2 separate regions of the Homo sapiens genome follow, and region 2 is linked to region 1. The links are chromatin loops, found by intact Hi-C in ENCODE. Cell type or tissue: endothelial cell of umbilical vein. All regions are shown on one strand. Each heading gives the region's core, and the rest is flanking DNA. Links, peaks and the distances in the headings are about the cores only. Region 1 overlaps PALMD (palmdelphin). Region 2 overlaps FRRS1 (ferric chelate reductase 1).

Region 1 (12,550 bases), core at 2,241-10,240:
CTTAGTGTCTAGCTTCATAGCTTGTACATAATATGTACTTAATAAATATTTATTGACTAAAGGCCCTATATACATCCATATAAATTCTACTTACCAGTTAAGACTCAGCTTGAATCCCATACCTTTAATAGTGCCTTCTTGACCATCCCAGATTAAAGAATAATTATACTGTAGTTTAAATTAAAACAACTATCATTTATCTTGTTTATTTAATCTTGAATTTCCCAAATTAGGACAATGTGTCATTTCCCCCAACTCCTAGCCCTGCTCCATGCCACACACACCCCTTTTTTCCAGTGAACAGCTTGGGAAAGTGGATAGCACTTTTGTGCAGAGAAAATTGAAACCTTTTGCTCCAGGTATAAGCATCCCTGAACCAGAGTGCACGACTGGCAAAGGAATGTGGACAAGATTTTAGCACCATCATTTCAGGTACCTTTGTGCAGTACACAATCTGCACAACTGTATATGGCAGTCCAAAACATGATAAATGTTTTGATTGGATTGGATCAGGAGAGGTCTCCTGTGTTCTGGAGAGCAAACCAATAAGGAAGATCATCTACTACTTTCCAGACTGTTTTTGGCAAGTGCTGGAATGAGGTGCTACTTCAGAAATGGACCTTTCAGTGAGTCAGGCTTCTCATGCGAAACTTACTTCTAGAACGAACTAAGGGGATATTTAAATCTTCTCTTCTACTGTGAGCTCCACTGTTTTGTGGCTACCCATTCTGCAAGGATAACAATTGCCCATTCTCAAGGATAGCTAGAGAGCTATCATTTTACTCAGAGGCAGGAAGTAGTTCATTGGGAGATCCAGATTGTGTGTATTGTGTGTGTGATTGTGTGTGTGTAAATTGTGCAAGTGTGTGTGTGTGAGAGAGAGAGAGAGGAAAGGAGAGCAAATGACCTCTGGTTTTGGAGTGAGAAATGGCCTATCTAAAAAACTTTCTAGATTTGACTGTTGACTTCATTTGAATTGCACTGGAACAACTTGGAACTTTTTTTTTTTAAATTTCATTGATTTCCTAGGAGTACACACTACATTTCTTGACTATGTATACTACTCATGTAAATTCAATGTGACATATTGGAAGGGGAGCAGACTAACTGTGCTTTGAAATTATCCATCAAACATCGGAAATGTCAACTTGTTTAGAAGCAAAGAAGCAAACAGAATCCAGAGAATGAGGCTAATTGGAATCTTAAATTATGTTTTTTTTCAGAGGCAGGTACTTGTTCCATTAGAAAAATGAAGTCAGTTGCATTCAGCAAGTTTAACTTAAATTTGTAGACCCCTTGAGTGTGCAGCTTTGTATCATTAAGGGGATTCATTAAATCTATTGATAGCAGCCCTGTCAGATAAGTAGTTTCCTGCTTGGGCCTTTTCACAAGGAGCTGCTGTTTGTTATTTGCTTGCATCCTGTCACTAAGCTAAGTAATAAAATGTTGAAACTCAATGTGCTTTAATTACAAAATGGCCACACCCAGTGAAAGATGTAAAATCTGATTTTAAACATGGAAAGTTATTTCTGGTTATGATCTCATGTTCTGTCAAAACAAAATAAAACAAAAACCCGAAGCATACTCAAACAACATTGGACTCATTGCACTGAACTTTTAAATACAAGCATCCTTGACCAGGCCAGACACTGTTCTGCACCCCCGGGGGAATGACTGGCCTTTCATTGATTTCAAAAGGCACTTCCTAGCTGGATCCACTCCCTAGGGATGTTAAGCAAGACTGCGAGCAGGGCCAAATTCTCAAGGCTGAATTCTCAAGGTTGCTCAAGAAAATTGGGAAACTCAGTTATAAAGGATAAAAGTAATAAAACCATGTGTTCAACTTTGCACATGTTTGCTAGAAGGTATTAATCTCATATGCAAATGTTACTAGCTTGTTGGCCTCCCCTATGGTTATTACAATGTTAGTCAAACTATCTTGAAATTTTTTTCTTTCCTAAAGCTTTTTTACTATTGAAATTTGAGTACCAATAGAATTTTTGAATACAAAATCATTGAAATGAAATTAAAGCCATAAATTACCTTCAAATGCTGGTGCTTTAGTTTGTCTTCCTCTATTTTCAGACGCTTCTGTGAGATTTCTTCCTGTATTTTTCTTTTATCCTGAAATAAAAAAGTTCCAGTATATTTTATTTTTAAAATTTGCTTAATTATGTTTCCTTGGGGTTGTTGTCACTATCTGAATGGCCCGTTACTGATATTTTTTTGGCATTGGTGTGAAGCTGCTTTGGAAACTCCTATTTCAAAGCAAAGGAGAGCGAAGTGAGACATTTGAAGCATTTTCCTTATGGGAAAGAATATGAAAAGGCACTTTTTCAAAGAGGGCTTAAACATCCTTCTTCACTCCCCTTTTCCTTCTTCCCCATTAGTCTAGCAAGATTGACCTACTGAGTGATGTAATAGAAAAAGTGAATTGTAAAGAGACAAGTTGTGAAATAGGTGTGAGGAAACATCGTGAGAAGAGAGACTGATCCTGGTCCAAGGTTGAAGAAGCCTCTGGGTGAAAGGACTCCTTATGTGGAAAAACAGGTCAACCTATGGATCGTTAGAAAACTAGGAAGTTGGAAATTGGGACTGTTTCCTCCTTGCATAGCCTGCTATGGGAAGATAGAGGAAAATAGTTTAGATAGTGCTTCTTAACACTAAGAAGGCTTTTAGCTCAGGTAAAACAAAACTCATGAAGATATGTTGTATCTTTCACCAAGTTTAAATTACATTACCTCGGACAACCCAGAAAGCATAACTACTGATACAAAAAGGTTGTACTTTTAAGAAAATATAGCAAATATACTAAGTAGACAGCCTGGGTTTGACTTTTGCCTCCTCCACTTACTAGCTCTGTGTCTTGGGACAAAATCCTTAACTTCTCTGTGCCTCAATGACCTCATCTGTAAAACGAGGATACTGAGAGCACCTACTTCATAAGATGTGAGCACTAAATAACTGATATATGTAAAAGTTTCTAGAACAGTACTCGTCACAGTGCTCTAGAGGTATTTAATAACATTAAATAAATAAATATATAACTTGTTAATCACATAGAAAGCAACACATTAAATCTGACAGTGCTTTCATTAGCTTGAAATGTTTTAGAGATTCCCTGGAATTGTTTGAGACATTTGACTAGTTATGCAAAAAGGTCTTTATTTCCTCATTTTTGATCAGAGGTGACATTCTTCTCCATCTTATTCATAAGTGTTGGTTTTAAATCTGCTTTCAAAATTAAAAACTCCCAAAGGATAAAATTTTGTTGCCAATGAAGACATCCAAAAGAAGTAAGCTGTAAAGGTAATTTAGAAGAAGGAGATCCAAAAATGTTTGGCAGCATTATTGATGTAAGTGCATTATTGATATATAAGTGCATGGGTTCCCTGATGTGACTATTTTGAAGATAAAAACTCTTTTTTGATGTGTAATTTCAGGTACATTTGTTGAAGAAAAGCAACATATTGCTCTCCAACTGTATGCTGTGTTTCTCTTTGCATGTAAGGAGAATATATGACTTCATCAGCTTATTATTTTTATTATTGAGATAAGGTCTTATTCTGTTGTTTGTTGCCCAGGCTGGAGTGCAGTGGCACAATCATGGCTCACTGTAGCCTTGACATCCTGGGCTCAAACAATCCTCCTGCCTTAGCTTCCTGAGTAACTGGGACTACAGGCGCATACTACCATGCCTGGATAATTTTTTGGTGTTTTGTTGAGACAGGGTCTCACTATGTGACTCAGGCTATATCAGCTTACTTTTAAAATTTCGTAAGTATTTCTTTTGAAAAAAAAAATAGCTAGGCAACAGGCATGGATCTTGAGAATCACTTCTTTCTTTGGATGAAATCTGGCCATTAGTAACAAAAACTCTGAAAGCCTCTGTGAGTCAATTCTTCACTCTCTCTAGAGGTTGTTATTTGAGCAAATATTAATTGTACTTTAAATTCATTGTGCCAAACATTTTGGCAATATTTTTCAGGCACAATTTTACTTAATACTTGTCATAACAAAGAGATACTATGCTAATTTCCATTTGAAAAAAGGAAATGGAAATTTAGGGGAAATTAACTCATCCAAGTTTCATCTGACAATTGTCGGAGCCAGGATTTGAACCCAGGCAGTCTGAAGTCAGCCTCCACACTCCTAGCCAATTCACTGTGCCATTCCCTGGAGTGGAAAGTTAATCAAGCTGGTCACAGTTTCTTCCTTTTTCTTCTCCCTCATGAAGTACTGTGGCCAGGAGGCAGCACTAGGACAACAAGCACTGAGTGTGACCTCTCATTAGCAGGGAGCACATTTTTAGCTCCCTAGATGCTGGTGCTGCAGCTAGCTCTCCGTGAAAAGCCCATAGAGAAGAGCATGTTTTGTGGGGTGGACAGGATTGCTGAACCCAGCAATGCCTCCCCACCCCTGCTCATTGCCAGTTTGGGCTGGTTTGCCATTTGGGCTAGTTTCATCTTGGGGTTAGTAATCAGGCAATTGAATCTGTGAGTAGAGGCATGCCATCCGAAGTGTTTTGGCAACACCAGGCTTATACAAGGGTTGCTAGGGAATACTAATGTTTTGTCACTCAGGGGTAATATGATGCCTCTCTTATATCAGTCTAGGTAGGTAGGAAGGAAATTTCATAATGTTTATAGGCATGATCCTATTTTAAGATAGGCATACTTTTTCCTCATAAGATATTCATCAGCAGAGTTATTGTTCCTTTGCCAAATTTCATTGAACTCTGTTAGCATTAATGAAAAATAATATGACAATAACTTAGTTTCAGTATAGCAGAATAAACTATAAGTCAACCTTAAGATGTTTATCTAGCTCGATTGCTAGTATACCAAAAGTTATCATAGTCAGCTAATTTCTTCCCAGTTTTTCATTGGAGCAAATAAATGTGAAATGCCACCTGCTTCCCTAAATTTCCCCAGAACCTGGAGCACTTCTATAGATAGCTGTTGCAACCTGGCACATCAGACATTACTGGTTATTAATGTAACCATTATGAATAACATATTGTTGCTTATTTCTCAATGTCCAACTACCTTGACTTTTTGTTCAATGGACATTTACCTAGATTTTTAGCCATCTGACAGCCTATTTTAGCAACTGACGCCCAGAAATTTCAACCTGTTAAAGGTTATCTCTTAATTATTTTGAAAATTAATTTATTCGCCTTGTACAACTATAGTTATTGTGACCATCTATTAATATGATCCAATGATATTAACACAATCACATATTTGATAAAAGTCAGCACAATGCTTAAGAGTATAAGTAAGTATTTTAGTTATATTATTGATTAACAATGTGCTAAATTCTAATATGCCTAGTCCTGTCAGGAAGGCAGAATTGATCCTGAGTTGTTTGATTATTGATTTATTCAATACTTAGCTACTTATGTGCAAATGCTATATTCAAGATGATATTAGGAGTTGTGCAGTGTTTAAAAATTATTTGACAGATGTGAGTTTACATTCTTTTTTTTTTTTTTGAGACAGCGTCTCACTCTGTCACCGAGGCTGGAGTGCAGTGGCATAATCATAGCTCACTGAAGTTTCAATTTCCCAGGCTCAAATCATCCTCCTGCCTCAGCCTCTCAAGTAGCTGGGACTACAGATGCATGTCACCACACCTGGCTATATTTTTTATTTTTTAATTTTTTTTTTGAGATGGAGTCTTGCTCTGTCACCCAGGCTGGAGTGCAATGGTGGGATCTCAGCTCACTGCAAGCTCCGCCTCCCAGATTCACGCCATTCTCCTGCCTCAGCCTCCCAAGTAGCTGGGACTACAGGCGCCCGCCACCACACGCGGTTAATTTTTTGTATTTTTAGTAGAGACGGGGTTTCACTGTGTTAGTCAGGATGGTCTCGATCTCCTGACCTCGTGATCCGCCTGCCTCAGCCTCCCAAAGTGCTGGGATTACAGGCATGAGCCACCGTGCCCGGCCTATATTTTTTATTTTTATTTTTAAGAGAGACAAGGTCTTTCTGTGTTGCCCAGGCTGGTCTCAAACTCCTGAGCTCAAGCAATCCTCCTACCTTGGCTAAAGAAAGTCATTTGTGTAAGTAACTATAGTCTGAGAAATAAAGTTATTACATGTAATAGTTTTTCTTTTTTCTTTTTTTTTTTTTTTGAGACAGAGTCTTGCACCATCATCTAGGCTGGAGTGTAGTGGCACAATCTTAACTCACTACAACCTCTGCCTCCTGGTCTCAAGTGATTCTTGTGCCTAAGCCTCCCAAGTAGATGAGGTTACAGGCATGCCCCACCATGCCCGGGTAATTTTTGTATTTTTAGTAGAGATGATGGAGTTTTGCCATGTTGGCCAGGCTGATCTTGAAATCCTGGGCTCAAGTGATCCGCTCGCCTTGGCCTCCCAAAGTGCTGGGATTACAGGCTTGAGCCACTGTGCCAGCCAACATGTAATAACAACTTTAGTAGTAATACATGTTATCGCTAAGGCATTAGTAATGTATGATGCAGGTTGAGGGGAGACAGGGAGAGGTTGTTCCTAGCTGATGTCATTAACAGAAGCTTTGGAGTAGCATCTGAGTGGAATATTTTGGGTAGTTACAGTGAGGCTGGGGAGTATGGAGAAAGGGCATTCAAGTCAAGGGCTTGATGTGAACAAATTCTAAAAAATGTGGGACATTACTTAGAACAGCAAGTCTGGAATCTAAGTTACCATATAGGGAGTGGCAGGAAGTTAAGAACAACCAGGTGAGGATAGATTTTCAGTAGCTAATACTGAATGGCATGACAAAGGGTTCAGAATTTATTTACATATTGAGATAAGGAGCAATAAAAAGTTTTCAGGGGAAGAAGAATGATAGAGTTAAAAGCATGTTTTCAGAAGTTGAATATGGCCTCATTGTGTAATAGCTATGGAAAGGAGAGAACACGAAGAGGACACTCAGTTAGGCCACTGCACAACTCATACATAAGGCCATGAGAGCTTGAACAAGAAGGAGCAGAGGGCAGGGATGTCAGAGTTAGCAAGGAGTTAGAATTGTCAGGACTTGGCAACTGATGACATATCATTGAGGAAAAGGAAAGTGTCAGATGGAATGCAGGCTCTTATGTTCAGGAAACTGACGAGAGAGCAGAATGACGCATAGACAGAGGAGTATCAGGAGAAGGAAGAGTTTGGAAAAAAAGATGATGGATTCGCCAAGTTTGAGATGTCCTTGGGCCAAATAGGTAGAATTATCTGCTAGGCAGTTGGAATGTTGGATGGAGAGAGATGAAGAATCAGAGCTAGAGATAAAGATGTGTGAGTTTTGAAAGGGATAGATGAGAGCATGATGAGAGACATTTTTTATGAAAAGAAAAGGAGGCTAAGGAGAGCCTCCATGAAGCACCTACATTTAATGGGTATAGGAGAAGGGGAACCCACATGGAAGTTTATTTTGGATCAGTCTGATATTATTTGTAATAGGACTTGGTGAATTTGGCCACATAACTGAAAGGAGCAATGAATGAACCGTGTTATTTCAAATAAACAGATTGCGGGGAGCACAAAGGGCAACCACTGAGTCATGATATTGCAAGTTGTGAGAGATCTAGTGATCCTACGGTCCAAATGCTTCATTTTACATATTAGAGTTTGAAACCTTAAGAGGTTAAGTGGCTTGCTTAGAAAGGTATTTAGTAGCAGGGCCAAGACTAGTAAGAAGATCTTCTTAATTCTCAGTCCTGGGCTCTTTTTAGTTCTCACTAACTCTACAAAAGAAAAGCATGGTTGTGGGCATTTAGGCAAGGATAAAAGTAAAGAAAAACAGAAGCCATCATATACTTGACTAGAAAGAGGGTATAGGTGTTTTTTCTAAACCAATTGAAACAATTGGAAGGGGCAAGTTAGTGCAATGATTGAAGAATTAAAATAGTTGAATGTTTTCAGATTCATTTTTCTAGAAGCTGATAATCTTATAACTTCATGATTAGCTTTGCTGATATTTTCATTGCTTAGGTCTGAAAAGAACACTAGCGGAAACTGCTTATTTGAATTTAAGTACTACCAACAATGCAGAGTTGGTGGTGTGCAAATAATGGTAACTTTGAAAAAAAAGAGACGTGCTAACAGTGTTCTTAGGAAAGAATCCAGGGCATAATTAGAAGTTTACCAGATTTCAGTAAAAGTATATTTTACCATTCTTGAGAAACATTCTTAAAAAAATTATTGAAAATGGAGCAAAAATTTCAAGAGGGAAGATAGATTATAAGGCATGGGCAATTTACGAATGGAAACATGGACACAAAATTAAAAATGATGTCGGGTAAGAAGAAAAGAGAGCTACTATTTAAAAAAATAAAACCAAATCATTTGCTATCACTGAGAGTTTCCCAATAAGCTCACACAACCAAGAATAAAGATAAGATGGTGACACCTTGTAATAGTGTAAATAAGGTAAAAATTCAGGGTGATGAGATGTGAAACATGAAAACACTGAGGGCACAAAAAGTGCATGCGTGTGTGTGTGTGTGTGCATGTGTGTGTGTGTGCGTGTGTGTTATGCTGAGAACAAAAAGATAAAGGCACAAGATGACTGCTGAGATACATAGCGTAATATCAAAATGACAGAGATAAAATATGATTCCGTTTCTACTTTAATTTCATATTTTTGATTAAGGAGAATAATCTTGATCCTCAAAAGGGTAGAACAAAAATGTCTAAAGCGAAATCAAAGCTGAAGAGGAAATACAGCATTGAAGACAGAGCTGCTCTAGTCTTCAGTCTCTGATGGGTTTCATTTCAGGGGGTAGAAAAATTTATAGACATGACAGAAAAATATTGTTAAGTAACCTCTTTGGAATCTTGGATGAGGTGAAAAGATACCAGAAGACTGAAAGTGGCAAATGACCCAGTTTTTTTGAAGAGGCAAAGAGGTGAATGATGAATATTTAAAGACTGGTGAAATTACGGATTAATCCCTAGCAAAGTTGTAGAGTGAATTGCATCCAGACAAGGAATGTGGTATTTAGACAAGGAATAGGTCTAGGTGGTAGCAGTTGATGACTAAAAACAAAGCGTTTAAAACTCACACTATTTTTTATTGCTTAATTATTTTAAGATCTGCAGATGATGAAGGTTAAGACGGTTTTAATAATAACATTTATTAAGTTTTTTATGTTTTTAATATTATTTATCATCTAAGACTCAATAATTATTCATCCATATTTTCTTTTAAAAAATGACCATAATTCAGCTGAATTTATTTTGATTCATCATAGATGCTGAGTAATTGTTTTTCTAAATTTTTAACTATGTATCTGAAGTTTTATCAAATAATTCTTTCCTATTGACTTAGTATGAAACTTTTATTACTTACTAATTTTTAAAAATGTACATTAGGGTCTGGTTGCAGGTTATCTGTATAGTTTCTCTAACTATTGATTCTGGTACCAATACTGCATAGTTTAGATCATTTACCAATTAGATATATTCAAGTTTTCCTTTATTGCTGTTATAAAAAATGTATTGATTAATAGCCATAGTTTGTTTTTCTAGTTGGACTTTGGAATCATTTTGTTAAATTCCAACAGAAACAAAACTGAAAACCCAGCTAATTCCTTATTTATCCACATTCTCCACCAAATCAGAGAAATCAACCAACCAAGCAACCAACCAACCAAGCAACCAACCAACCAAACAAAAATCTACATGCCTTGATGAAATTTAAAAAGTTACTCTTAATGGTCACTATCCAGAGATAATCAGAGATTGATAATGTTATATAAGATTTATATCTGCATAATTTATTATAGTTCATATAAAATTGGGATTATTTTTACATGTTTAGTAATATAAATTGACCACAATTTATATTGTGGATGAGAATACCTCCTTAGAGATATTGATTGAAACTGTATTAAACTTGAAATAAATTTGGAAGTATATGATAGCTTTTCTGTTTTAAAACTGCACTTTCAGGAATAGTGTGTGTCTCTCATCACATATAGTATGTCACTTGGTAGAGTTTTGTGGCATAAATACTGCACATTTCCTTAGTAGGTATAAAAATGCAAACATTTCTTCATCTAAATCTGGCATACTTCCTTACTAGTATTATTTTTAAATTTTAACATAATAGCTATAAATTTAATATTATAGCTATTAAGGGTAGGATATTTTCACATTATATTTTCTGATTAATTTTTGTTTTTCAGAAAGCTACTGCTTTTTATATATTCATTGTGTATCTGGCTTCTTTACTGAACTTTCAAGTCAATTCTTAACTTTAGAGACACTGAAGATGAAAACTAGAGAGTTCATTAACTTTCTCAAGTCACGTGATTGATCGAGTGGTGGAACTTGTGTTGAACCTGATTTTCTATGATTCCAGGGGTGATGCTTTTTTATCTTTTATTTTTATTATTTTCTTTCTTCCTTATTGCTTTCCAAATATATCAGTAGAAATACAATTCCTCAAATAAGGGACATTATAGCACCAAAGGTCTCTATACTCATCAGAGTTCTGATCAACCCTTAGCACCAACTTCTAACAGTTACACTGACATTTTGGAGATTGTCTGGAATGAGTCTGTGAAGAATGACTGAAATCCAGAAAACAAAACTGTATAGCTTCAGTGGCAGGAGTCATGAAGATTGGGTGGAAGTTAAAGGCAACCAGATTCTGGTACATTATGTCAGAACTCTTAACACAGAGAGCTGTTCTCAAATGGAAAAGGGTTTTTTGGGGGGTGTCGATCCATGTGATATTGAAGTGCTCAAGGAGAAGCTGGGTGAACTTGGGCATGGTGTAAAGAGAGTGAGGACGTGGATAAAGAAGTTTCTACATTTTCTTCTGTTCCAATAATTATGTCTGCATCTAGCTTTGAAATATCCTAATTCTTAAGTTAGTCATGGAAATTTGGCATGGTTATCACTACTATTTATGGGGTGAATTAAAAAGCACAAATTTTCTAAACCTCATTTATCAAATAATTGTAGTCTTCTTTCCCAACCTTACAACACATTCTAACAGACCTCTAAACAGAATCCAGCGTGTGTTTTACTCTTTTTTTCCTTTGTCTACCCTATCTTGTTTGTTCTAACAAATAGTGACAAAACAAAACCAAACCAGGCTAAACAACAAACACAAAACAGACCCCTGAATAATCAAGGGGTGATGGTAAATTTGGCCGGGTCTTCAGTGAAAAAAAATCTGTCAGCAGGCCAGCCAATCAGTAGCTTTCACCCTTTCTCAGCTTGATTGTATTTGTTCATTCATTCATTCACTCACCCAGGACAGTTTTTTTGTTTTGTTGTTTTGTTTTGTTTTGGTGCTCCAGCTAGTGTTGAGCTCGTTGTTGAGGGAACTGTGAAAGATGCAAGGATGTCTTTGTCTTGAGAATTCCTGGCTGCAGGGAAGAGGCTACGTAAAGGAAGTGGGATGGGGAGGAAGGCAGAGGAAAAAGGGGCCTGAACTATTAGGTGCTCTGAAAAATGACTTTGATTCTGTTCCAAACCTCTTAAAAACAATAACAAATACTTCTGAAATGACACCACAGTCTCTTCTTGCCCACTTCTATTCCTTGCAAACTGGGGAAGGTGGGAAGAGACTGCAGAGGTGGAGAACTGTTTTGGGTTAGAAAATGTGGTTAAGCAAAGCAGACCCTCCATAGTTTCTTCTCTTGGCTCCACGTCAAACTGTATTAATAAGAGTGAACAATAGAAATCTGAGGAAGTTTTCTTTCTTTTCTTTTCTTTTCTTTTCTTTTCTTTTCTTTTCTTTTCTTTTCCTTTCCTTTCCTTTCCTTTCCTTTCCTTTCCTTTCTTTTCTTTCTTTTTTCTTTCCTTTCCTTTTCTCTTTTCTGTCTTTTCTTTTCTTTTCTGACGGAGTCTCACTCTGTTACCCAGGCTGGAGTGCAGTGACGCAATCACAGCTCACTGCAACCTCTGCCTCCCAGGTTCAAGCAATTCTCGTTCCTCAGCTTCCCAAGTAGCTGGGATTACAGGCGCAGACCACCATGCCCAGCTAATTTTTGTATTTTTAGTAGAGACAGGGTTTCACCATGTTGGCCAGGCTGGTTTTGAACTCCTGGCCTTAAGTGATCCGCCTGCCTCAACCTCCCAAAGTGCTGGGATTATAGACATGAGCTACCATGCCCAGCCAGAAATCTACGGAAGTCCTGAACAGGGGTCAGGGGTGTGATGTTGATGTTTATAAAAATTTGTCATGATGCTGTGGTCAGAAAATCTGATGAGCAGAGGAATAGATTCAAGTTCCGACATTTGACTAATTCCTTAGCTTTTCTTGGCCTAGGCTTTCTGCCATAAAATGGGAATGATAACATATGCTTTTGAAAATACTCATAGGACTACTTGGACAAATGAGATAAAATGGATGTGAAAGTTTTATTTTTCATAGCCTAAATGCTATGTAAGAATAGGCACTGTTATTATTGTTAGAAATCTCACAATTCTTTTTCTTAGGAGATGTCCATTTTATTCCAGAGTTGTTAGCGTAATTGATTAGGAATAGCTGTTGTAGCCCACTTTGCTATGTTACATCATCCTGTGTCAATCACTGATACATTTAAT
Region 2 (12,550 bases), core at 1,927-9,926, 71 kb before region 1:
AGGAAAGAATATTGGCCATGTTGTATGTTGTTTTGCTTAAAGTCACAATTTTCAAGAACTTACCTATGAGTTTAAGTGAAGATGTACTGTACATACCTCTTTCCTATTTGAGATATTTTGTTAAATAATGTAAAGTCTATCAAGTATGCGCATTAGCTTCCTTCCTTCTCCTTCCACTGCGCTGTATCATCTTATTCCATACATGATCTCTCCATGCCCCAATTCCAGGATGTCCCCAATCCTGAACTCCCTTGGACTCCAGACTGTGATTTCCAGCTGCAGGCTGGTCTCGTCCAGATGTGTGTTCCTGGACAGCACAAAGCAACATCTAAAAGACTGAACTTTTTATTATGCCCCCTGATGTCTCCTTGTCTTCCCCATTCTTGGTGATCAGCAATGTTAGGAAAGCACCTACCATTGTTGATGGCTTGTTTCTTGTTGGGTACTGTCCTAGGCAATTTATAAACACATCAGTTACTGCTGCCAGCATCTTTTTTGGTATTCAGAGAAATGTTGGTTTTGACTTGGATTCCTTCCTTTCATCCATCTTTCAGGTCCTTCCTTCTGCCATTTCCAATTTTTTGTTTTGAAAAGTTTTAAACCTCAATAAAAGTTAAAAAGATAGTACAGTGAACACCCATAAGCCCTTCACCTAGATTTGCCACTTTATCTTTCTATTTCTATCTACCTAAGTTGATTTTTGTGGTGTATATAAATACATATTTTTTTCTTGAATTATTTGAAAGTAAATTACAGATAGTCATGACATTTCATCTCTAAGGTTTTCAACATGTGTCTTCTAAGAACATGGACATTCTCCTACAATTACCACAATATTTTTATCACATTAAGAAAATTTAACGTTAATTTTATGTAACAGACGATCTGTATTCCAATTTTCCCAGCTGTCCCAATAAAGTCCTTTGTTTTATAAAAATATTTCTTATTCAGGATCCAATCAGTTATTACTCAGGGCATTTGGTTGTTACATCTCTTGGATCTCCTTTACTTTAGAACAGTTACTTAATCCTTTTTCTTTTTTATAAATTAAATTCAGGCCAGTTATTTGTAGAATATTCTACAATTTATATAATAGATTTATGTTAAGACTTTTTGGCACAAATGCTATGTAAGGGATATTATTTCCACATCAGTGCATTATTTCAAAAGTTTCATAATGTCCAATTGTTCTATTATTGATGATGCTATGTTTGATCACTGGTGTCTGTCAGATTTCTGTATCATGAAGTCTGTTTTCTTTTTGTAATAAGTAATATGTGGGATGATACTTTGAGTCTGTATGAATAATCTGTTCCCCAATAGCCTGTAACTAGGTTTTTGCATTTATTGATGTTTCTCCTATGAATCAATTGTTACATTTGTGGTTGCAAAATGGTGATCTTCTAACTTACTTATTAGCTGGCATTCTTATGAAAATACGAGTTTTCTTTCCTCTGCACTTGCCTTTCCCTTTTATATAACACTGTGGACTAATGGGTTTCTTTTGTCCATTGTGTTGTAGTTTATTACCACCATTCATTCTTTCACAGGGTCATACTGACGCCAATTCGGCCAATGGGAGCCCTTTCAAGCAGGCTTCTGTGCCCTTTTGATGTGTCTCCACCACTTTTGAGCATGTCTTTGTTTCTGGTGTAACAAGATGTTCTCCATTCATACTTTCATGCATTTCATCATTTCTCAAAAGAGCTTTATTTCCTTTTAGTAGGAATAGATCTAGAAATCAAGATTTGGGTGCTAATATGTTCACTGCTACTGATCTCCAGGTACTTCTGATTCTATCTTTGACGTACCTCTTTCATTCTCTTTGTTGCATTGTCACTATCTCTGACTTGGCTTGTAGTTTTACTGTCTGCTTCCTGGACTGCTGTAGTAACCCGCCATTAGTCCTCTTGCTTCCATGATTTCCTCTTTCATTTCATCCTTCACACAGCCATTGGAATTTTCTCCCCAAGCCACATTTAAGATCGTCTTGGCTGGGCGTGGTGGCTCATGCCTATAATCCCAGCACTTTGGGAGTCTGTGGTGGGAGGATTGCTTGAGCCCAGGAATTCAAGATGAGCCTGGGAACACATGGCGAGACCCTCATCTCTACAAAAAATTCATAAAAAATTAGCTGGGCGTAGTGGCATGCAGCTGTGGTTCCAGATACCTGGGAGGCTGAGGTGGGAGGATCACTTGATCCCAGGAGGTCAAAGCTGCAGTGAGCTGTATTTGCACCACTGCATTCCAGCCTAGGTGACAGAACAAGATCCTGCCTCAAAAAAAAAAAAAAAAATTGTCTCAAAAATATCCCTCCAAACCTTTGGCAAAACTTTAGTAATTATAGAATTATATAATAATTATAGAAAAACTGTTCTTTTCTTAAAGCATGGTGCTCAATACTTTGGGAATACTTCTAGAATTTTCAGCCTTAGAGCTCTCTTTTTATCCTTTATATATTTTAGCTAGCAAAACTACCTGTTTCTTAAAATTTTCATATTTCTATATCATTGGTCCTAGAAGTCCTTCAACTTGGAAAATCTTTCCTTTAATCTCATCTTTACCTTGTCCTCCTATAAATATGTTTTATCTTCTAAGGTCTGCTTAATTACTGTCTTTTCTGATAAGCCATTTTCAATTCTCTGGCCATACATAATTTGTCTTTTCATGTCACTTTACCTATCTGTCTGGCTCAATAAAATATAGCTTTAGGTTATAAGAGCCATATTCTTATAATAAAGTCATTTTTGTTTCTCCCACAGTGTCCAGCTTAATGTTCTCTCATAGGATGCTCTCTAAATGCTTGACTTGAGAGGGGCAAACTGGGGAGAGAGCTTCAGTACAACCCAGGGATTTGGTGGAAGTTCTTATAGGGTGTACTTTTATGCTTTCAAACTTGAGGTTTCTAGAACTGCCTGGAGCCTGAGGTTGGAGTAGCACGTTCACTTACTCTTCATTTGGAATAGTGAGAACTGAGAGTTACCTGCTGTCTATCCCCATCATCTTCTCTAATATTTGGGAGGTCTACTTGTATTGATTTTATTTGACTTCTCATCCTCAGTTTGCCTCAAATCAACCATTATTTGTATTAAAATTTTTTGTGTAACAAAAGAATTTCTATGTCTCATTCATGATGGATATTATAGAAAACATGCATTGTTTAAATCAGGGTTCAGGCCCAGCATGGTGGCTTACACCTGTAGTCTCATCACTTTGGGTGGCTGAGGCAGGAGGATTGCTTAAGCCCAAGATTTCAAGACCAGCCTGGGCAACAGGGCGAGAATCCATCTCTACTTTTTTAAAAAATAAAAAATAAATCGGGGTTCAAAAAACGTTTTCTGTAAGGACCAGGTAGTAACTATTTTAGAGTTCGTGGGCAATATGGTCTCTGTTGTAGCTACTAAACTCTGTTGTAGTATAAAAGCAGCCATAGATGATATGTACATGAATAAATGTGGCTGTGTTCCAATGAAACATGGACATTGAATTTCAGTTTGATTTATTTTCATTTGTCATGAAACATTCTTTTCACCACCTAAGTATGTAGAAGTCATTCTTAAACTATGAGCTATATAGAAACAAGCTTTAGGTTGAATTTGATTTGCTGGCCATGGTTTGTTGACTCCTGGTTTAAGTCATGATTGCTCCAAATTTCTTATCTGGAATTGGGCTAATTCTGATTTTACTGTAATATGTGTAACAGTACATAATTACTTTGCTAAGAGTACATCCTTGAGAGTTTTTAAAAGTGGAACATTTAAAAATAAAGTTGAATCTGAAACTATAGAAGTATGTTAGAATCTAATATTGGAATTTATAGCAAGATTTGTTATAACTGGGTAGTCTTGGACCTTGTTTAAGGAATTGGGTGACTAAAGCACATAAAGAACCTTGTTAGATAGTTTATGGAGAAACCAAGTGAAAGACCAAACCATGGATAATAACTTAAAATCAAGATTATTCCTTTGTGCCATTGTTTAAATGTACTTTGAAGTTACAGTCTGCTTCTTTTTTGGTATTCTTTTTCATTCTTTTTCCCCCTATTAATTGACAGTCTGCTTTTTGATTATCACTTTATTTTATTCTGTTTTATTTCTCTTTTTTGGAGGCAAGGTCTCCCTCAGTTGCCCAGGCTGGTGTGCAGTGGCACGATCATGCCACACTGCAGACTTGACCTCCTGGGCTCAAGTGATTCTCCTGCCTTAGCCTTCTGAGTAGCTGGGACCACAGGCATGCATCACCATGCTTGGCTGATTTTTTTTTTTTTTTTTTTTGAGACTGAGTTTCGCTCTGTTGCCCAGGCTGGAGTGCAGTGGCGCGATCTCGGCTCACTGCCAGCTCCACCTCCCGGGTTCACGCCATTCTCCTGCCTCAGCCTCCTGAGTAGCTGGGACTACAGGCGCCCACTACCATGCCCAGCTAATTTTTTGTATTTTTAGTAGAGACGGGGTTTCACCATGTTAGCCAGGATGGTCTGGATCTCCTGACCTCGTGATCTGCCCGCCTTGGCCTCCCAAAGTGCTGGGACTACAGGCGTGAGCCACCTCGCCCGGCCCGCTTGGCTGATTTTTAAAAAATTTTTTTTAGGATGAAGTCTCACCATATTGCCCAGGCTGATCTCAAACTCCTGGCTTCAAGCAATCCTCCTGCCTTGGCCTCCCAAAGTGCTAGAATTATGGGTGTGAGTCACTGTGTCTGGCTTGATTATCACTTTAAAGAATAAGATCTAACTTTCAGAGTTAAGGATCTTTGGAGACTAAAGGATAGATAAGAGGTAGATTGTTTGACTAATTCCTCCTTGAGTGCAGGTATTTTTGCCTCAGTTATATAACATTAAATCTATTGAATATGTACACTATGTAGCAATATTTCTTTACAGTGTCTTCCATCTTAGAAGTTACCAAAAAATATCCAGTACAATGCAGTGTATTTGGTCATTAAAATATGTAGGATATAGATATTTATTAATAAATAAATATCTGGAGTATTGTTTATGGTAAGTTAATTGAAAAAAGGTAACAGAACTCTATATTTTCCCATTTGGGAAGGAAAAAATAGGTATAATACAAATAGGTTTGGATGAATATACATGAAAATATTAAAGTGGTGTTCGATTAGTGATGGGTTTATGAACATATAAACATGTTATATATCTATCTTAATCTATTATTTTACACTGAAATTCTAGTGCTTTTGTATTATAACAAAATTATTTGCTATTCGCAAATCAGATAGCCAGTTCTCTAGAATTCATAGCATCATTCATGATTCAGTAAATTATGTTTTCAAAGCATCACATAATATTTGGTTTCCTGATGTACTTTTTTAAAAAGAGAAAATAAAATGCTGAAATTCCTTTGAGCTTTTTTTCTCATTTGCAATTGTTTTTCAGGGTGATGATGATGCTTATCTGTGTATTCATGAAGATCAGACTGTGTACATCCAGCCTTCCCATTTAACGGGGCGAAGTCACCCTGTAATGGACTCCAGGGTAGGTGTGAAAATTCTGAGAACCTCCACCTGGAGACCCGCTTTCCGGCTGTGTGGCTATCACTGGCGTGGCTGTGCTGCTAGATTGCCTCCAACCCCCACAGTTCCACCTAGCCTGAGCAGGGGCCTGCCAGCAGGGCTCCTCTCATAATGATTTCTGAGAAACTTTTCTACACTTCAGAAGTTTCTGTTGTAGGAAAAGATGAATTCTTGCTTGTGTCACTTACATCCTTTTGGTTGTATCCTACAAAAAAGTACTTTATGGTTTATTAAGATGGTCAGGGCATCAGCTTCCTTTCAAAAGCTTACAGACGGGTTTCTAAGACAGGATGACATTAGTGACAAAATTTCTTGACTAGTGAGAAAGAGGAGCACATTTGATGAAGGCTGGAGATGCCTTGGACAGTTGTCTTAAGTGCCCTTTGTTGGCATGTGTGTCAAAGGTGGGCTATTTCTGGTAGAGAAGTGTCTTTTTTGCAGGACAGTTGACAAGCAAATGAGCTCTGAAAGAGCAGTAGCTATCACTTAATGACAGCAAATGAGCTCTGACGGAGCAGTAGCTATTACTTAATGACATAACTGTGCACAGCCTTCCCATGGGATTGACTCCCAAGGCTGGCTTGGAACTTCTCCCCAGTTGCATGTTGCATTTTGGCCACTAGGGTAGTACTTGTTAATTGTTTATTTCAATGTTTTTGATTGTATACTAGTGGCCAGATGGAGTTAGTACATCTGTTAAAATTTCTAACCTAGGTAGAGGAATTGTGGAGTTCTGGCTCAAAGTAAAAATAATATTTTTTCTTTTTGCCAAGTGGGATAAAGACAAATAAACTGGGAGAAAATGTTTCTTGTTCTCTTCAAAGAGGAAGTGGAAAAACAATGACACTGCAGACAAAGCATGGACATACGATCTTAGAGAAAGGAAACTGAACAGGGCAGGATTTTGATCATATCTTATTTTTAGCAAATCTTTGGAAAGTGCTGAGAAGACCCATTGTGTGTGTTTGTAGGATACCCTTGAGGATATGGCTTGGAGGTTGGCGGACGGTGTTATGCAGTGTTCTTTCAGAAGAAACATTACCCTTCCTGGAGTTAAGAATAGATTTGATCTAAACACAAGCTATTACATATTTCTAGCAGATGGTGCAGCTAATGATGGTAAGTATATTGTTAAGCTGTCTTTTCAAGTGTCTTTTTCTCTCTTCTTCCCTCTCTTTCCCCCATTTTTGGAAAAACTACTGTAATTGCCCGTTTTTAAGGCACACGCTTTCCTATAAATGTCAAATTTTGCCAGAAACTGGATAAAGGTAGAAAAATTTTGCTGGAAACTAGATAGAGGTAGAGTGTCCCTTGTGTTATAAGGCAACACGGCTCAAGACAAAAATGGCTTCTGATTAGTAAAATGCATGTGACCAGAAGAACTATAAATACCTAATAAGAAGCCACGTATTTGGGCTTCCCTGAGTGTAGTGATAGTAGATTAACATTGCAGGGGACCTAGAAGCAGTGACTTTGAGGTTGTTGCAAGAGATATTGGCTCCTGTGGGGAAACTTGCCCAATATGAATCTCATCTCCTTAGACCTGAGCTTTCTCTAGGGAGGCGGGGAGGGAAAAAAGAGAATAGGTCCTGGACAGCTGAGTAAGCTGCTGTAAGACCTCCCACTGAGGGGAGAATGCCTCACACTGCCTTGCTGGTGTGGTATGTTTCCTGTCTCACATCTTTCTACGTGACTCTGATGCCAAGTACAGCCTAACATAGTTTTATGAGTCTGAATCTTTATTCTCAAGAAGACTACACTGGTGGATATTGCAACACATATTAATAGGAATAATTCGATTTTGTTTCAGGTCTTGGCTAATGATTTTTGAGGAACTGCAGGAAATGTCAATGTAGCATTTAATGACTCATCTCTTAGGAGATAACATTGCTCCAAAACTTTGAGAATATAGCCCACTTTGAAAATGGCGAGAAGGTAGATGTCTAGAGTGGAGAGACAGAGATGGGGTAAAAGAAAGGAAGAGCAGGAAATGTGATACAGGCAAATTGTGAAAAGCCTACAATTCTATCATGTGTTTTAGATTTTCTGCTCTTGGTAAAGCAGACTCCCAAAAGTTTTGAAGCAGAATAAAATATCTGCTCAATGTTAAAATTTAGGAACATTTAAATTAATTAACTCGCTTTTTATTAATTTATTTTTTTTGCTGAAGGAAGAATGCTAAAGGAACATTTTTAGATTTAGATATAGGTGATACATGTAGTTATCTTAGTCAAATCATTTGCTCTTGTTTGCACCAGCAATAGCAAATATGGCTTGAAAATAATTTCTTAATATGGCTTGATAATAATGAGTAAAAATTTCTTAATATGAGTAATAATTTCTTAATATGGCTTGATAATTATGAGTAAAAATTACTCAGTGCTTACTGAGTGCCAGTCAGTGGCTAAGCATTTTAGATAGATTCTTCATTTTTATCTTCATAAAATACAAGCTAGAGGTGTATTATTATTATCCCTTTTATCTAGGAGGAAATTCAGACTTAGAAAGGTGAAGTAATTTGCCCAGACAAGTAAACGGTGCAGTTGGAATTTGGCCTTTAGAGCCTGTGTATTCAGTACTTTAGAACATGGGAAATGGACTGGGTGCAGTGGCTCACGCCTATAATCCCAGCACTTTGAAAGATCCAGACAGGTGGATTGCTTGAGCCCAGGAGTTCCAGACCAGCCTTGGCAAAACCAAGTCTCTATTCAAAAAAAACAACAACAAAAAAATAGAAATTAGCTGGGTGTGGTAGTGTGCACCTGTGGTCCTAGCTACTCAGGAGGCTGAGGTGAAAGGATTGCCCGAGCCCAGGAGGTTGAGGCTGCAGTGAGCTATGATTGCACCACTGCATTCCAGCCTGGGCAACTAAGGGAGACCCTGTCTCAAAAAGAAAAGGAACATGGGAAATGTAGGGAATTAATTTTTAATGAGGAAAAGGTCAAGTATTTGTGTTTTTAAACAGCTACTACTAAAGTGCAGATCATTGTGTTGTTGTTATGATTGCAGCTATCACTTGTTGCATATTACATGTATCTCATTTATTTCTCACAGAGGCTTTGCATGTAGGTATTTTGTTGCTTTTTTTAGAGATAAGGAAACTGGGACCTAGTAGGGTCAAGCAACTTGTTCAAAATCAAACAAGTAGCAGAGCCAGGAATTAAACCCAGGTTGCTTCCAATTACAAAAGTTGTATCCTTTCTATAATATCAGACTGCTTCTTTTGGTGTCTGTATTAGTCTGTTCTCACACTGCTATAAAGAACTACCCGAGACTGGGTAATTTATGAAGAAAATAGATTTAATTGATTCACAGTTCCACAGCCTATACAGGAAGCATGGCTCGGGAGGCCTCAGGAAACTTACAATCATGGCAGAAGGCAAAGGGGAAGTAGCCACATCTTACATGGTGACAGGAGAGAGAGAGAGTGAAGGTGGAAGTGCCACACGTTTTTAAACAACGAGATCTCCTTAGAACTCATTCACTATCATGAGAACAGCAAGGGGGAAGTGTTCCCCCATGATTCAATCACCTCCCACCAGGCCCTTCCTCCAACACATGGAGATTACAATTCAAAGTGAGATTTGGGTGGGAGCACAGACCCAAACTATATCAGTGCCCAACATGTTATAGATACTTCATAAATGATTATTGATTCAAATGGATTTCTTAAATTGCTAGGGGATTTAATGGTTTATACTTTTTAAAGTTTTATACTTAAAATTATACTTTAGAGGAAAACTATTTCATTTAAATGGAGGAATTCTGTTGTATAATAAATTTTAAATGTGTGGGTATACAGCAGGTGAAATGTTTCTTCATAGGTTAGCAATGTAGAAATCAGAACATGTTTTCTTTTAAGTGATAGTTCTAACACTCCCTCAGAAACACCTAGTTGATGGATGATCCATGTGAAAATAGAGCATTGTTCCCCCTCCCTTGCCGGCTGATGTTGCTGTGCTGATGGCATGGGAGGGAAAATCTCTGTCTTGGCTCCTCTGTGGTGTTTCTCCAAGTGTCGCGCTTAATGTGCTTCAGAACCACCTGGAGTGACTGCTAGCAATGCAGATTCCTGAACCCCATCTCAGACCCACTGAGTCTCTTTTGTTGGTGCATGGAATCTGCATTTATAGGCATCCCAGGTGGTTTTATGTGTGCTGTAGTTTGATAACTTACTGCTCTAGGATGGGGTTTTCCCAAGTAAGCTATGCACATTGCAAGGCAGTCGAGGGGATACAGGGAACAATACTAGAACTTTGTTTAGATTTACTTTTATGTCATTAAAATTTTAAATATTTTAATGTATTTTATAGTGTACATCAGGGATCCCCAACCGACGGGCCATGGACTGGTTCTGGTCTGTGACCTGTTAGGAACTGGGCCGCACAGCAGGAGGTGAGCAGTGGGTGAGTGAGCATTACTGTCCTGTCAGATCAGCGGTGGCATTAGATTCTCATAGGAGCACGAACCCCATTGTCAACTGCGCATGTGAAGGATCTAGGTTGTGTGCTCCTTATGAGAATCTAATGCATTTTGATCTAAGGTGGAGCAGTTTCATCCCAAAACCATCGCTGCCCTTCTTCCATGGAAAAATTGTGTTCCATGGATCTGGTCCCTGGTGCCAAAAAGGTTGGGGACTGCTGGAGTACATAAGATATTAATACATATTAATATCTTAATATGTATTAGATATAATAGATATTAATACAATATGTATTAGGTGTAATAGATATTAATACAATATAATCCAATAAACATGAATCTGTTTATTAACAAAAATATACATATATTTGCAGCACAAGCTAATTTTTTTTTTTTTTAACTGGTACAGTGCAAAGCACACAAAACAAAACACTCCAATAAACAAACCTGGAGATTGCTATTCCTGGGAATGAATTTTCCAATCTTTTTGTACTGGGGAACAAAGGACAGTTATCACATAAATCATTGCCTCTTCTATTACTTAGCTTTATGTATGTGGACCATTTATAAATTGAAATCTGCTTAAAAGCAGTAAGACTTGGTAAGGTTTAAGCCAATTTTCAAAGCTATCATATAATCTCTGTAACCCGTATAAATGTAAAATGTATCCAATTTCAATAAAGTCTCCTAACAATCTATCCATTTAAAACCTTTTTCTAACTGCTATTTTCTTCATGTTGCTGACATTGTCCTGTCTTGGGATAAGCAGTCATGTGAAATACTGAGTGTTTAAACTGAAAGATAGAAATCACTTGGGTAATTAAGTAATTCACAATGAGGAAATCTACCAATTTTAATAATTAATGAAGTAGAGACACAGCTGTCACATGACCTGTTATTTAAAGAATTTAGGAATACTGTAGGTAACCTATTACTGCTGGTTCTTGCACTAAGCATGAACTCCCTTTGAGCAAGACTGCAAAATTATAATGGAGCCACACAATGGAACTCTGAAATCATAATGGACTTCTGCTTTCATGAAGGTTAAGTTCATACTTAGTTCATGGCTCTATAGTGATTCAGAGTTTAAACACATTTTCTTCCAACTTGTCTCTCAGGCTTGTTGGGCTTGGAGTCTCTTTTTCATAACTACCACTCAATGAATGCAAGATTTTTGCTTTCCCAGTGCCTTTCTTGTCATGTTTGATAGTTTTCTTGATCATTTTCTTTTTGACACTTTTGTAGCTCCTGACAGTTACTGTCTTTTTCTTCTTGACACTCTCTTCTCTAGGCATTCATTACATAAAACTCTTCTTTCTCATTTTCTGCTTTATAAGAAGCCATGGTAAAATAGTATTCACTGGATGAGTAACCAGGTGTCCTAACACCATTTTTTTGAATAGTCCATGTTTTCTCACTGCTTTAAAAGCCTCTTTATCATATACTAAAAATCTATCAATAAATTGAATTATTTCTAGTGTATCTGTTCCTCTATTGATATATTTGTCTATTCCTGCATTAGTTAGAATTGCTATTGCTTTATAATAGGTTTGTGAGTTTTGATAGAACATGATTCCCCTTCTGGCCTTCTTTTTCAAGAATTTTTGCTTCTTCATATGTATCTGTTCTTCTAGATAAACTTTAGACATAATTTGTCAAATTCTTCTTTTTTTTGAGATAGGGTCTCACTCTGTTGCCCAGGCTGGAGTGCAGTGGTGCAATCACTGCTCACTGAAGCTCGACCTCCTGGGCTCAAGCCATCCTCCCACCTCTGCCTCCCTAGTAGCTGGGACTACAGCCATGTGCCACCATTCTCAGCTAATTTTTTGTATTTTTTGTAGAAATGGGGTCTCGTCATGTTGCCCAGGCTGTTCTCCAACTCCCCGGCTCAAGCTGATTTGTCAAATTCTATTAAAAATCCTGTTGGGGTTGTGATTGAAATTGTAATGCAATTTTAGAGCAAGTTAGAGAATAATAACTGTGCAATAGTGAGTCTGTCTATGCAGGAACACATTGGGATATTCCATTTATTCCAATCCTGCATATGTGTCTTTCAATGAAATTTTATGGTTTTCTACATATCTTCATATAGGGCATATATATTTGGTTACTTTGTTCCTATGTATTTTATAGTTGTCTAAAGCAAATTATTATGAATGGAATTGTTTTTCATACGTTTTCTAAATATATTGTCATATAGGAAAGTTATTCATTATTGAATATTTATTTAAATTTTAAGCCTCCTAATTTCCAGTTGATTATCTTGGATTTTTCTAGATAAATGTCATATCCTGTGCAAATAATGGCAGGTTAATAGCCCTCATTTTCTTTCTTGTCTCATTGCATTGTTTAGTTCTTGCTGAATAATGTAGAATGGTAAATGAGGTGGCAAGAATTTTTGTGGTTATTTTTTATTTTGATGAAAATGCGTCTGATATTCAGTGTTAAATGTCTTGTTTGTTGTATTTTTCTTGTGGATATCCTTTATGGTGTTGAGGAAATATTCTTTTGTTTCTAACTTTAATAAGAATTCATATGAATGTGTGCTGAATTTCATCAAATGTCTTTTGGGCAGTGATTGAGATGATATTTTATCATT

The links. Peaks named below come from ENCODE experiments on the same cell type or tissue, not always from the same donor. Only the 100,000 strongest peaks of a DNase experiment are listed, where the experiment ranks them.
Region 2: it touches region 1 in a loop (5-fold over the local background); 2 of 110 quality-filtered maps call a loop at or near these places.

What each region holds. Positions count from the first base shown.
Region 1 is chr1:99,651,893-99,664,442 of GRCh38, reverse strand. PALMD (palmdelphin) reads right to left here. Exons shown (of 8, transcript NM_017734.5): 2 at 2,044-2,124. Among named protein-coding and RNA genes, the nearest start is that of PALMD, 12 kb to the right of the region's middle. In endothelial cell of umbilical vein, for the core only: no CTCF peak of the experiment used is centred there; DNase peaks (open chromatin) are centred at 4,562, 7,112 and 7,512; H3K27ac peaks cover 5,028 bases.
Region 2 is chr1:99,722,591-99,735,140 of GRCh38, reverse strand. FRRS1 (ferric chelate reductase 1) reads left to right here. Exons shown (of 17, transcript NM_001361041.2): 8 at 5,393-5,491; 9 at 6,501-6,648. Among named protein-coding and RNA genes, the nearest start is that of FRRS1, 38 kb to the left of the region's middle. In endothelial cell of umbilical vein, for the core only: a CTCF peak has its summit at 6,144; DNase peaks (open chromatin) are centred at 6,370 and 7,170; H3K27ac peaks cover 996 bases.